Linked DNA regions of Homo sapiens: regions 1 and 2 are each linked to region 3. Evidence: chromatin contacts called from ENCODE Hi-C or POLR2A ChIA-PET data. All regions are on one chromosome and are shown on one strand. Each heading gives the region's core, a stretch centred on a gene start or an enhancer-like site at or near the end of the contact. The rest is flanking DNA. Distances are from core to core; before and after follow the strand shown.

Region 1 (4,380 bases), core at 1,032-3,531, 280 kb before region 3:
TCCGACCCTAGAACACAGATTCAGCAGGGCATCATGGCTTGTGCTACCCAGGCTGGCTGGCTGAATCCCTCTGCCACCGTACTTCAGGAAGAAAGGGAGAAAACAAATTTACTGAGGACCTCCTATGTGTCAGGTACCCAGCCGAGCATTTTTATAAATGTTCTCTCACTCCTTACCAGGTGGGTACTGGCATTTTCATTTTGACAGCTGGGAACACAGAGAATAAATAACTTGTTGAAGTAACTCAGCTGAGAAGTGATAGGACCAGAATATAAGCCTGGAAAGGACACGGGAAGGATATAAAACTAAAAAATCAGGAGATCTCCAATTTAATTAACCTTTCTGAATCTCATTTTTTTTTTTCTCATTAACGGAAATGGCTAACAACACCTACCTCATGGAAATGTGCAAATTAACTGAGGACATTATTTTGAAAGGCTTTATCAGCTGTGGAGGTTTCTTTTCTCTTGGTGCCTAGCACACTCCAATGCTTAATAAATATTTGTTACTAGATTGATTTCTACGTCTTCTCTTAAAAGCTGCACTATCTGTTAGTCTCCCATGCCACGTCTCCCTGCTCTTAGCTGGTTACGATAATATTCGTGTACCCAACTTTGAAAAAGAAATCATGCCATGATTTGCTGAGAACCATTTCCAGGTCCAGCATGATGAGAGAGTCAACACTTACCTGCACACATTTGCAAATATTGCGTAATGTGCTCAGGAGAGAGAATTCCTCCCAGTATTTTTGTAACCTGTGTTCGGTGGTGCTAACTAATTCTAATGTGTAACATCAGTTTGCTTCTCCCCCTTGAAAGATAGCAACTGTCAATAATCATCACCGTGTCTCCCACTTGCAGAGCTCACTTAAACCGTCTAAAAACCCTTGATAGGGAGTGATATCAGCCTTTTCCCTCTGGACCAAGCTACCTAAGGAAAGCAGTATTGGTCTCATGCTAAGTCATTTGTTTTTGCTAAGAGTTTTATTGTTCCTTCACACGATAGTGATAACTGAGTTTTGGCTTCTAACTTATCTTTCCATGCCTTCTGAGTATTTGCACACTATATTTGGCATATTTCATGGTCTGTGCTTCTGTTCTTTATTTCGATTTTCAGTTTCCTCCTTCGCCCCTCCTTCTTTCCATGATTACCCAGCTGAGCTCCATGCAAACATGTCTTCTCTATTTATTCACATCACAATATCATTTTGACCCTCAGCTTTCCTATTTCATGTTTCAGAAATTTCCCCAAACAGTACTCCCTTGCCCTGGTGTAATTAGAGCTCCTATCTCTGAACCTCTAGAGTTACAACTTGCCCTGATCCACAGTTTCTTTCCTGCTTGTGAATTTCCTTTCCTCTAAGTAGTAAAATTAGTAACTCTTTGCATTTCTTAATTGTAGTTTCAACAGCTTGGATTCTTTTTGTAGGAAACTTGCTTACTCTTTGGAGCTCCTTTTCCACCACAACTAGGCCGTACAAAACCAAAGTTATTTTTAAGATGGAGTGGTCCTCAAAAATAGGCACCAACCAGTGCTTTTGTACATAAAGTCAATAACTTCTAGATATAGATTTTCTTTCTCTACCATACGCCCCTGCTCTATACAATTACCCAGTGATCAAAACAGAAACCTTAGCCAAACAAACGCATCCTATGGTGTGCAATGCTTTTCCTTTCTTATCCAATATACAAGGCTTTTTCACTCTGCCTAGTTCAACTCTTCATAAATATTAATCGGTCCCATTGATTCATCTTTCCATTTTACAGCCATTAATAGACACCTCTCTGGATGGACATCACATAGTTTATCCACTTTAACCAGGCTGATCGATTCTCTTTTCTGAAGAACGCTTGCTTTAGAGAAGTCAGGGAAACCAATTTCTCTTCTTGTTTTCTTTTACCAGTCTTCTGAAGAAGAGCCAAAGGTGAGAGGCGCTCTAACCCATGAGGCTTTTTTTTCCCCTTCCTTTCTGTCCTCACTCACAGCACCTCTTTCTTTGCCCCAAAGCGCTCCCGCCACATCTGTGCCCCAATACCACTTGTTACTTAGCATCCATGCTGGCTGGCTGCCGTGGCCACACTTACAGGTGGTGTGGGTGGGCACTGTTCTCGGTCCACACATCCTCCCCAAGAACCCTGTTGAATGGAGATGTGACAGGGCCAGGGGTCACTTAAAGATTGTTCACAGGCTGCTAACAGGCTGGGGGAACAGTGGGTCCAAGTCAGAGCTGCTCTTGCCGTGGGTGATGGCTGGTCTTCTTTGGTTAAGCTGACCCAGCACTGCTCAGCCAAGTCTCTCATGGTCAAGTGTTATTTCTTCCAGGTAGTGGCCCAAACAAACATTCTTGGAAGGCCACTTTCCTTTGTTAACTTTATTAACAGATAAGTCTCTAGTACGAAAGAGTTCTGGGGCCACCTGAGGCATAGGGACAGTTTCTGTGCTGCTTGAGAATAATCCCTTTGGGAGATCATTCGCTTAGCGGCCAGAGACTTGTGTGAGCCTGAGAGGTAATTAGGTTATAGGTGCCGAGCAGATCCACTTGTACCAGCTGTTCTGGAAGAGAAAGCAGATGTGTGAATGGAAGAAAGAGATGCATTCGAGGTTACAGAATGAAGGTCAGCGGGAAAGATGAGAATTCAGGATTCTCACTGATAGTTAGAGGTTTGTTGGTTTTTAATTCCCAGAAGAATCATGAAGAATGGATAGTAATAATAATACTTGACCCATGCACACTCTTTTATATACTAGACACTGTTCTAGTGGTTTAAATGTATTCACTTATTTGATCTTCATACCACCCATAAAAGTCCCCATTTAATAGATGAGGGAAAAGGACACCCACAAGTTCAGTAAGGTGGCCAGGGTCACACAGGGAGAAGGATGTAGGACCAGGACTCAAACCCTGGCAGTCGGGACCCATAGCCTTAACTGTGTGTGTGCGCACGTGTGTGTGAGAGAAAGAGACAGTGGGGTATGTTTCAAAGACAGACATGGAGGTGGTGCTATGCATATGGTTCATATGAGTCCCCTCCAAAGACTATTTCCAGACTAAATAGTGGCTCCAAAAGCTGACATTTACTGAGCGCCTATTAAATCTTCTCGAATTCTTACAATAATTCAGCAAGAATTTTCAGTTTTGAGGTGAGAAAACAGAGATTCAGAGAAGCGAAGCGAATTGGCCAAGATTACCCAGATAGTAAGGCAGATGGCGGACCAAGACTTGAGTCCAGAGGCCAAGCTCTTTGTGGCCCACCTTGTCTGGAGAGGGCCCCCTCACCTTGTCAAGTGTATGAGTCAATCAGACTATGAAGTAGCTCACAGAACTCTTTCATAAATTTGTTTGCATTTTCATTACACATATTATCCAAAAGAATCTTGTATCCTATGTCATCTGGCTGATAAATTTCTGATCTCACTCTATGGATCACTGGAAGAAGAGAATGGACTCCTCCTTGCTGATCATTTTTATGTGGAATATCAAACCAATGTTGTGGATTCATTGACATGCATATACTTCAGAACTAAAGAGAGAGCACAGTGATAGTCCCTGAATGCTTGCCCTAAGGAAGGAGCTTCCCCAAAATACAAGGCAAGAAGATGCTACACGGGTCTTTCCACTCCACAATTTCACTTAGGATCTGATTGTTTTTGCATTTTCCCTTTCGAAGAATTTTGTAACTAGCCAGAAGGTAAGAATGTCACCTCCGTCCTAATCTGGACATGAGCTAGGATCTAAACTTAATGGGCAAACTCATGTGTGGCTTCGGGCAGCATCATTTTGCATGGGGTTTTGTCTGAAGGTGGATGAAGATGCAGGTAGCTGAGGGGGACACTAACATGGGGAGGCCAGTGTGGTGTCTGTTTGAAACTGGTCTGTAGCCCAGCATGGTCCCCAGGCCAGAGGATCTGCAGGCAAGACTGTAGGTGCTGATTTATGAGGGGCTCCGGGAGAAGGGGCCAGGAGCAGTTCTGCTTTGGAGGAGTTGCACAGGGTGGAAGAGAGGTCTATTACCCCAAATCAGGGAGGACCTAGATGTTCTCACTGAGGAGTAGGGGCCAACTGTAGCCATCAGCTGGGTGGGGACTGGGCAGCTGAGCAGAACAAAGGAAGGACTGTTTGTGAGTACCTGTGAGACACCCCTCAGGGTCCACAGAAAGTCTTGGAGAGGGGTGCCCTCCTGTACTGGGAGCGCTGCAGAGATCAGAGCCTGTGAAATCTGGATCGTTGCTATTAGTGTGACTCATTAGTATCCACAGACTCCCAGCCATGGGGATATATGGTTTATAAGAGCAACACCCGTAAGAGTGGGGAGTGGGGTGGTCCATGAATACAGGTGTGATGGGTTCTGTACTACCAGGCAGCCTGTGAAAAGGAGGTAG
Region 2 (4,317 bases), core at 1,817-4,316, 460 kb before region 3:
GCTAGAAGACAATGTCATAGACTGGGTCACTTATAAACAACAGAAATTTATTTTCCACCGTTCTGGAGGATGGGAAATCCTAGATCAGCGCAGTGACACATTTGGTGTCTGGTGAGGCCCCTCTCTTAGGTTGTAGAGGGCTGACTTTTCAGTGTATTCTCACACAACAGAAGGGGCAAGGCAGCTTTCTGGGTTTTTTTTTTATAAGGGCACTAATCCCATTTATGAGGGCTCTGCCCTCATGACCTGATTACCTCCCAAAGGCCCCACTTTCTAATACCATCACCTTGAGGGTTAAGATTTTGACATGTGAATGTGAGGGGACACAACATTCAGTCTGTAGAATAGTCCAAATAGTTTTATGGAAAATTAATAATTTTATTTTTATTTATTTATTTGAGACACAGGGAGACTCTGTCACCCAGGCTGGAGGGCAGTGGAGCAATCTTGGCTCACTGCAACCTCCACCTCTGGAGTTCAAGCAATTCTCCTGCCTCAGCCTCCCAAATAACTGGGATTACATGCACCTGTCACTATAGCTGGTTAATTTTTGCATTTTTAGTAGAGACAGGGTTTCGCCATATTGGCCAGGCTGGTCTCGAACTCCTGACTTCAGGTGATCTGCCCACCTCAGCCTCCCAAAGTCCTGGGATTACAGGCATGAGCCACTGTGCCTGGCCAAATTAATGATTTTATAACAACCACTATGCAAAAGAAGCAAAGAACATGCTGAGAGCCTATGATGAGATGCTTCACCCCAGTCTGTGCAGTAGGACTGGCTTTTCTGATCAATGGTGTTGTCAGAGGTGTTTGAAACAGAGCAACTTTATGTCGAGTAGGGGCTCGGTAAAATGAGGCTGAGACCTACTGGGCTGCGTTCCCAGATGGTTAAGGCATTCTAAGTCACAGGGTGAGACAGGACGTCAGCACAAGATACAGGTGATAAAGACCTTGCTGATAAAACAGGTTACAGTAAATAAGCTGGCCAAAACCAAGAGGGCGACGAGAGTGACCTCTGGTCGTCCTCACTAATACACTCCCACCAGTGCCATGACAGTTTACAAATGCCATGGCAATGTCAGGAAGTTACCCTATATCGTCTAAAAAGGGGATCCATGAATAATCCACCCCTTGTTTAGCATATCATCAAGAAATAACCATAAAAATGGGCAGCCAGGAACCCTCAGGTCTGCTCTGTCTACGGAGTAGCAATTCTTTATTCCTTCACTTTTCTAATAAACGTGCTTTCACTTTATGGACGTGCCTTGAATTCTTTCTTGTGCGAAACCCAAGAACCCTCTCTTGGATCGGGACCCGTTTCCTGTAATAGTGTGTCAGCTGATATCTACAGAAAGAGGGAGTCAACTAGACTAGAATTGAGTAAAAAGCCTCCTCCACCCCCAGGGGAAACTATGTGGAAACCCCAAGGCAGTTGGGAGCAGGGAAGAAGGAGAGTGGGGAAGGCCAAACGAATGGAGTTGACAGAGGAGGCAGGACAGGTGGGCACCCCAGGCCAGGTAGGACAATCAGCCATGAATATCAGACTCATTCTAGGTGGGAAGCGACTGTAGGGTTGTTTGAGGAGAAGAGGGAATGGTGACTGCTTTGATTTGCATGTTCAAAAGTATAACCATTAGGTTGAAAGAGCAGGATCCCAAATGTGTAGGAGAAATCACTCACCAACTCCTTGATTCAACATTCCAGGGTTATTCCTTCTTTTCTTCTTAGAAAAAATTAGTAGAATACACGTAACTTAAAATTTACCATCTTAACCATGTTTAAGGGAACAGGTCAGTGGCATTAAGTACATTCATATTGTTGTGCGACCATCTTGCAAAATTGAAACTCTCTGCCTATTAAAAACTAACTTCTGATTCCCCACTTCCCCAACCCCTGGTGACCACTTTCTCTCTCCTCTATGAATATGACTCCCCTAGGTACCTCATATTAGTAGAATCACACAGTATTTGCCCTTTCGTGACTGGCTTATTTCACTTAATATAATGTCCTCAAGGTTCATCCATTTTGTAGCATGCATCCGAACTTCCTTTCTTCCTAAGGCTGAATGATATTTCATTGTATGTGTGCCATGTTTTGTGTATCCATTCATCCATCAGTGAACTCTCGAATTGCTTCCACCTTTTGACTATTATGAATAATGCTGCTATGGACATGGGTGTACAGACAGACAAGGCCCTGCCTGCAATTATTTTGTAAATATACCCTCAAAGGCTTTTTCTTGAATCCTGATTCTGGGAATTACACTATACTAAACACTATGGGGGTTTAGAAACCTAACTATGACAGTCTCTGACACCCCAAAGAGACAGGAAAATGCCCCCACCCCTCTCTCTGCAGCTTTCAGTGGAGTAAATAAATAAGTGGTGACTGATGTGATTAAAAAGACAGAACTAGTTAACAGGACTGGGTAAGATGCTTAGGTCAAGTCAATAAAAGATGAAGAACCACTGGAGGGTTTTTGTTTGCTTGCTTGCTTGGTAAATTGGTTGGTTAGTTGGTTGTCTGATTTGTTAAAAAATTAAATTAAGTTAAACATAGAAGCACCTGAACTGAATTAGGCTACAGAAAAATCCCACCAGAGTCCATATGTAGGATGAATTGGAGAAGGAGGGGAAACTGGAGACAGAGGGCCTAGAGAGGAGGCTGTGGTAATAGCCCAGACAAGAAAAAATCAGGGTCTTAAATGACACCGTATCAGTGGCCATGGAAAGAAAGGACTCTTTCTTTGAGGTTAGTGCCCATTTGCGATTGGTTGACCCTGATTTCAGCAAGATCTGGTCTCTGAGCCCACAATGTGCCTCTACCTTCTGGACTGTCAGCCTCTGTCAGAGGTAGAACATTTCTTCCCCTAGGGGATCCTTCCATGAAGAAACATCTCCATCTGCTTCATCTCCTGCTTCCTTGTGACCAAATGAAATCCACCCAGGAGAGCTCTGCATCACACACCAACGGTCTCAGGGCTGTTTCCAGCAGCAGCTTTGAAGGACAGCTTCTCCGAGCAGGAACTCCCACTGGGCAACTCAAGAAGCCTCTAGGCGACTCAGTCCCTTTAGCTATTTTTAGTGTGCCTTTTACATTCAGAAACTGGAAACCTTCTGTACAAACTCATTTTTTTTCTGCTTCCCTCAGGCAGAAAGTTTCAATCTTAAACCTTCATGCTAAATGACACAATGTTTGAGAATTTAGCTTACTTTCTTTCCTCATTGTTACCGCACTATTCATACCTCTAAGTATGCAAAGAGCTCTGAATCTTACAGTTCCGGCTCAAGCAGCAGTCAAATTGCAATGAATGAGGTCTCTAACTGTATTAAGACCATGATGTCAAGCTGGGGGTGGGGTGGGGAGGGTGTGCAAAACTATACAGTCATTGAGGGACACAAACTTCAACCTCCACCTCCACCCCAAACACACTACAAAAAGTAATGCCTTAAGCTTGAACATGAGCACCGTGTAAGAGGTCCTCACGTCCAGAGTTTGTCCTAAAAGATCTTTCTTTCCTTTCCTTTCCTTTCCTTTCTTTTCCTTTCCTTTCCTTTCTTTTCCTTTCCTTTTCTCTTTCTTTCTTTCTCTTTCTTTCTTTTTTCTTTTTCTTTCTTTCTTTCTTTCCTCTCTCTTTTCTTTTCTTGTTTTTTTTTTGTTTTTGTTTTTTTTTTTTTTTTTTGAGATGGAGTCACACTCTGTCACCCAGGCTGGAGTGCAGTGGCATGATCTCAGCTCACTGCAACCTCCTGCTCCCGGGTTCCAGCGATTCCTCTGCCTCAGCCTCCTGAGTAGCTGGGACTACAGGCACCCGCTACCACACCTGGCTAATTTTTGTATTTTTTAAGTAGAGGCAGGGTTTCACCATATTGGCCAGGTTGGTCTTGAACTCCTGGCCTCAGGCGATCCGCCAGCCTAGGCCTCCCAAAGTGCTGGGATTACAGGTGTGAACCACCACACCTGGCCATAAAATTTTATTTTTTAAAGAGCATTCTTTAGGAATAGGATATAACTAGCTTAAAAAAAAATCTACTTTAACATCTTATTTGCTTGGTACTATTAAGAATTCTAGAAGAAATTGAGCCATGTGACAGTAGAAACATTAATGTTTCATGTTCCATTTACTTTTTTTTTTTTTTTTTTTTTTGAGACATGCTGGAGTGCAGTCGCATGATCACAGCTCACTGCAGCCTCGATCTCCTGGGCTCAAGCCATCCACCCACCTCAGCCTCCCTAGTAGCTGGGACTACAAGCATATGCCACCATACCCAGCTGATTTTTTTCTTTTTTTTCATAGACCTGAGGTTTCTCCATGTT
Region 3 (3,800 bases), core at 1,301-3,800:
CATTTGATGCTCCTGATGAGGTCCGTGAGGTCCGAGACCCCTGCATGAACCAGTCAGATCACCATGGAACAAGTCGCCCCAGGGCATGGCTGTCTCCAGCCGCTCTGAGTAGCCAGCGGTGCAGCCAGCTGGTCTCAGATTTGGGCTGTGATGAGTCTGGATGGCAGAAGAACAAGAGGGATGGGAAATTGAGGGAGGGCCTCATTGAAAGGGCTCACTCCAGGAGCCAGAAAACCAGAAGAGCCTAAGGGACCCAGAGCTAGAGTGAGACCAGAGATGCACAGTCCCCATGAGGACAAAGAGCCCAGTGAGGAGAAAGGGAGAGGTAAAAGGATAAAAGAGTCAGAAGGAGTTTCAGAATCTAAGAGCTCCAAAAATAAACCTTTCCCTTTGTATCACTTTTCTCTTTTTACTTTAGTTGCTCTCAACTTGCTGCTTCCTTTTTTTAAAAATTCTAGCAATTCTGCAGGAAACCAGAAGTGTGAACCAAACACAGTAACTCTAGGTGTTATGGCGCTGTCCTGCTCACCCTTCTTTTGGCCTACTGGCTTCAAAGGTAGGCACACACACCGTCCCTTTTCTAATGATCCGGTCGTGGATTCAGGCTCAGTAAGCCAAGACCACAAGCAACAGGGCTTGGGCTCCATCTGCCTCGGCTGCTTGCAGCTGCCTTCCAGGAAGTGCTGGAACAGCAGAAGCAGCTAGCAGTGCGCTCAAGAAGTGGTCAGCAGTTGGGAGCAGCTGGAGGAGGGGAGGCCAGTGAGCAAGTATCAGCTTGGGAAATAGGGTTTCGGCTGAACAAAGTTCACTGCTGTTTTCTGAGAAAGCAGAACCTAGTGGAGCCACCCTAGAGAATAAGGAGAGGAGCAACTGGAACTGAGTGTTGGCTCCAAACTTCCACGGCATGATATGCTTGGCCACCCAATTGTGATCAGGGCCATTGTTGTTCCCCTGGGGGCAGGGGGCAGAGGGCAGGCCGCCGCTCGGAGTAAAAAGGGAAGACAGACAGGCAGTCCAAACACCACCAAATGACAGAGATGCAGACCAAGACAAAAGGAAAAAACAACAGAAGGGATTTTTGTCCTTGAGACGTGCTATGCAAATTCTTTTCAATTAGTTTCCTATTAATGATTCCATCTTGAACATTTAGAGCTGCTCAACCCAGGCAGCATCTACGTTTTGAAGTAGTAAGTTCTCCATTCCTAGCAGAGTCGGAGGAGAAGCTCAGCTGTTATCCACCAGAAATTCTATTAAAAGGATGAAAGGTTGAACTAGATGACTTCTCATTCTGAAGACTGTAATTCAGCAGAACTGACTAATCCCTGGCAAATGATACCCTTTCTGAGTATGCATGTGTCACTGAAAGTCACTCAGACAAACCAGACTATTTGTAAATAGGTCTGATTATCTGCAAATTAGTTGATTGAAGGTTCCCGGGTATCAAGCAGGGCTTATTTTAAGAAATTAAGTTAATTTAGATAATAGCTGTGTTGAAAAGCAACAAGTTCAAAAACAATTAAAAAGAATGCAGCTTCCCTTTTATTTTTTTCAACTCTATATTTTCTTTTCAAATTGCTTCTAATAGACCATCTGTTAAGAAAGCCTCTTTTGACCGGGTGCAATGGCTCACACCTGTAATCCCAGCACTTTGGGAGGCCGAGGCAGGTGGATCACCTGAGGTCATGAGTTCAAGATAGCCTGAGCAACATGGTGAAACCCCGTTTCTACTAAAAACACAGAAATTAGCTGGGCGTCGTGGCACGCGCCTATAAACCCAGCTACTCTGGAGGCTGAGGCACAAGAATTGCTTGAACCCGGGAGGCAGAGGTTGCAGTGAGCTGAGATAGCACCATTACACTCCAGCCTGAGAGACAGAGCAAGACTCCATCTCAAAAATAAAAAAAAGAAAGGCTCTTTCGTAAATTACTTAAATATGCTTAGAAGTCATTATTACTTTTTAAGTCAATAGAAGTCTTTTTAGTTTATCTAATAGCATATTAATTCCTATGCTTTATGTGTTTGTACCCACACAACACCCAGCCCTGCACCTAACACATAACAGGTGCTCAATAGATGTTCATTGAATAAATTGGTTGCAAAAACCGAGTGTATACATTGAACATTTCTGCATATTGGTGATAATAATAGTATTTTGAACACTTGTTCTATGCCAGTGACTGGGTCAAATAAACACTCAACCTCATAGTAATATCTGCGAAGTGATTGCTACATTAGCCCCATTTTACAGATGATGCAACTGAGGCTGGTGAGAGGCAGAGCCAGGATTCAAGGCCAGGCCTGTCCAACTCCCGAGCCGAAGCTCTCAGCGAGGGTATCAAACTGAATCTGAATCCTCTTAGTTTATCTATTTTAAAGTGCTGCATGTGGTATGTTCAGGAGACGAAAACTCTCTGATGAGGCACGTGTGGATGGGATGGCAGGGCTGAGAAGGCCGGCTCCCCCACGGGGTGTGCACAACCTACCTCCCCAGCTGTTTCTGCTACCGGCTGGGGCCTTCAACTCCACCGCCTCCCCTCCCCCAGGCCCTAAATCACTCTCAGGCCTTTTGTTCTTCCCCACAGCTGCTCAGCAAATTCCTTGATTTGAAATTACGATCACAGGTTGGAGTGCTACTTAAAATAATTTTGCCAAATGTTCCATCTCTCTGTGTTGATGAATATAATGGATGACAATTTAAAGAGCAAAAAAAAAGTAAGTATTCACTTTGTTGAAGACAAAAAAAAAAAAATCATAAGCTGCATGCATAGCATTAGTTTGGCTCTGAAAGATTCATTCCCCCAGGAAGCTAGCCAAATGCTGGACTTTTGTGAACCGCAGCATGGCCGGGAGAGCAGGCTGCTGGCAGGTATGGCCTGCAATAGAGGGAGAGAGCAAAGGTCAGGGCATGTGTTGGGTTTGTTTAAGCATGAGTCAGAGGAGTGGGGGTAGACCTGGGGATCCAATTTCCAATTTCCTGTGCAAGTCACTGAGCCACACTTCTCCCCTTCCCCAAAAGCTTTTTATGCGTACCGCTCTGCAGAACAAAGGGAGATATGGTAGGGGGACACATAAATAACAGGGACAGGCCGGTCTTCTTGAAGGTGGAGCCTCTCTTGAATTTGGAAAATGCAAGCTCTGAGGGAAGCGGGGATGAAAGCAGACCACACGCATCTAGCACTTTGGCCAACTGAGGCTTCCTGGGCTTGGAGGTCCTCACCCGGGGCTCTTAGCGCAGCCTGAGCCCAGTGTGAAGCCATGGGCCAGCCCTTCCTGCAGGCGGGCCCTGTGGCCAGGCTCAGCTCAGGCGAGGGGTGGCTGGGCCATGAGGAATCAGAACAAAGCTTCTTCCTTCACACCCGGTCCTGCTCAGCAGGTGGACTCCACGTTAGACATTTCCCCCACGTCCTAAGGCTTCTTCCAGGCTTGAGCCCTGAAAAGCAGGTGGGGAGAGATGAGCAAATGCTGAGCAAAAAAGAGGTGGTGGTGACGCCTCTCTAAAGTTTTCCATACCAAAAAAGCCCTGGTACAAGGCAGGCACTGCTGGCAGCCCGGCCCCACAAGCTTACTTCCAGTGCAGGAATCCAATGGGAACATGTGCCCCCAGGGCCACCCGAAACGCAAACTGCTCTCTGAAAACCAGGTCAGCCTCTCTGTAGGAGTCTTGCCATGCAGAAAACACCAGGCCCTCTGGAAACGCCCCCTGTTCACTGAGGGTCTCTGGCTGGCCGGCACTATGCCCAGCAAGGCCACCTCCCGTAAGTGACACGCCAGGGTCTTGCTGAATCACAATAAGCTGGGAG

What was found. Hi-C counts contacts between places; a loop is a spot of excess contacts on that map. ChIA-PET counts read pairs that join two places held with the same protein, here RNA polymerase II (POLR2A). Pooled maps may share reads with other maps.
Region 1: a pooled map shows a loop between it and region 3 (2.3-fold over the local background). The contact joins the enhancer-like site here to the promoter of LINC02971 in region 3. A Hi-C loop is called at or near these places in 1 of 37 single-sample maps with no recorded cell type and 2 of 50 pooled maps. POLR2A ChIA-PET finds 5 or more read pairs at or near these places in 2 of 52 experiments (OCI-LY7 and naive thymus-derived CD4-positive, alpha-beta T cell).
Region 2: a loop to region 3 is called in a pooled map, with 5 times the contacts of the local background. The contact joins the enhancer-like site here to the promoter of LINC02971 in region 3. A Hi-C loop is called at or near these places in 11 of 168 maps with a recorded cell type or tissue (Caco-2, Calu3, HepG2 and 8 more), 34 of 37 single-sample maps with no recorded cell type and 20 of 50 pooled maps. POLR2A ChIA-PET finds 5 or more read pairs at or near these places in 10 of 52 experiments (A549, AG04449, B cell and 6 more).

What each region holds. Positions count from the first base shown.
Region 1 is chr1:234,670,438-234,674,817 of GRCh38, forward strand. LOC124904555 (a long non-coding RNA gene) reads right to left here. Exons shown (of 2, transcript XR_007066952.1): 2 at 965-2,553. Among named protein-coding and RNA genes, the nearest start is that of LINC00184, 43 kb to the left of the region's middle. Within about 2 kb of position 2,282, at least 3 of the 41 ENCODE cell types and tissues checked have a DNase peak (open chromatin) inside an H3K27ac peak, as active enhancers do.
Region 2 is chr1:234,492,330-234,496,646 of GRCh38, forward strand. No RefSeq gene overlaps it. Among named protein-coding and RNA genes, the nearest start is that of TARBP1, 15 kb to the left of the region's middle. RefSeq lists an enhancer at 2,806-3,015. Within about 2 kb of position 3,067, at least 10 of the 41 ENCODE cell types and tissues checked have a DNase peak (open chromatin) inside an H3K27ac peak, as active enhancers do; they include GM12878, IMR-90, PC-3 and 2 more, where a contact is called at or near this core.
Region 3 is chr1:234,954,649-234,958,448 of GRCh38, forward strand. LINC02971 (long intergenic non-protein coding RNA 2971) reads left to right here and starts at 2,551. Exons shown (of 2, transcript NR_186179.1): 1 at 2,551-2,712. LNCATV (lncRNA negative regulator of antiviral signaling) reads right to left here. Exons shown (of 4, transcript NR_125945.1): 3 at 3,031-3,430; 4 at 2,694-2,873.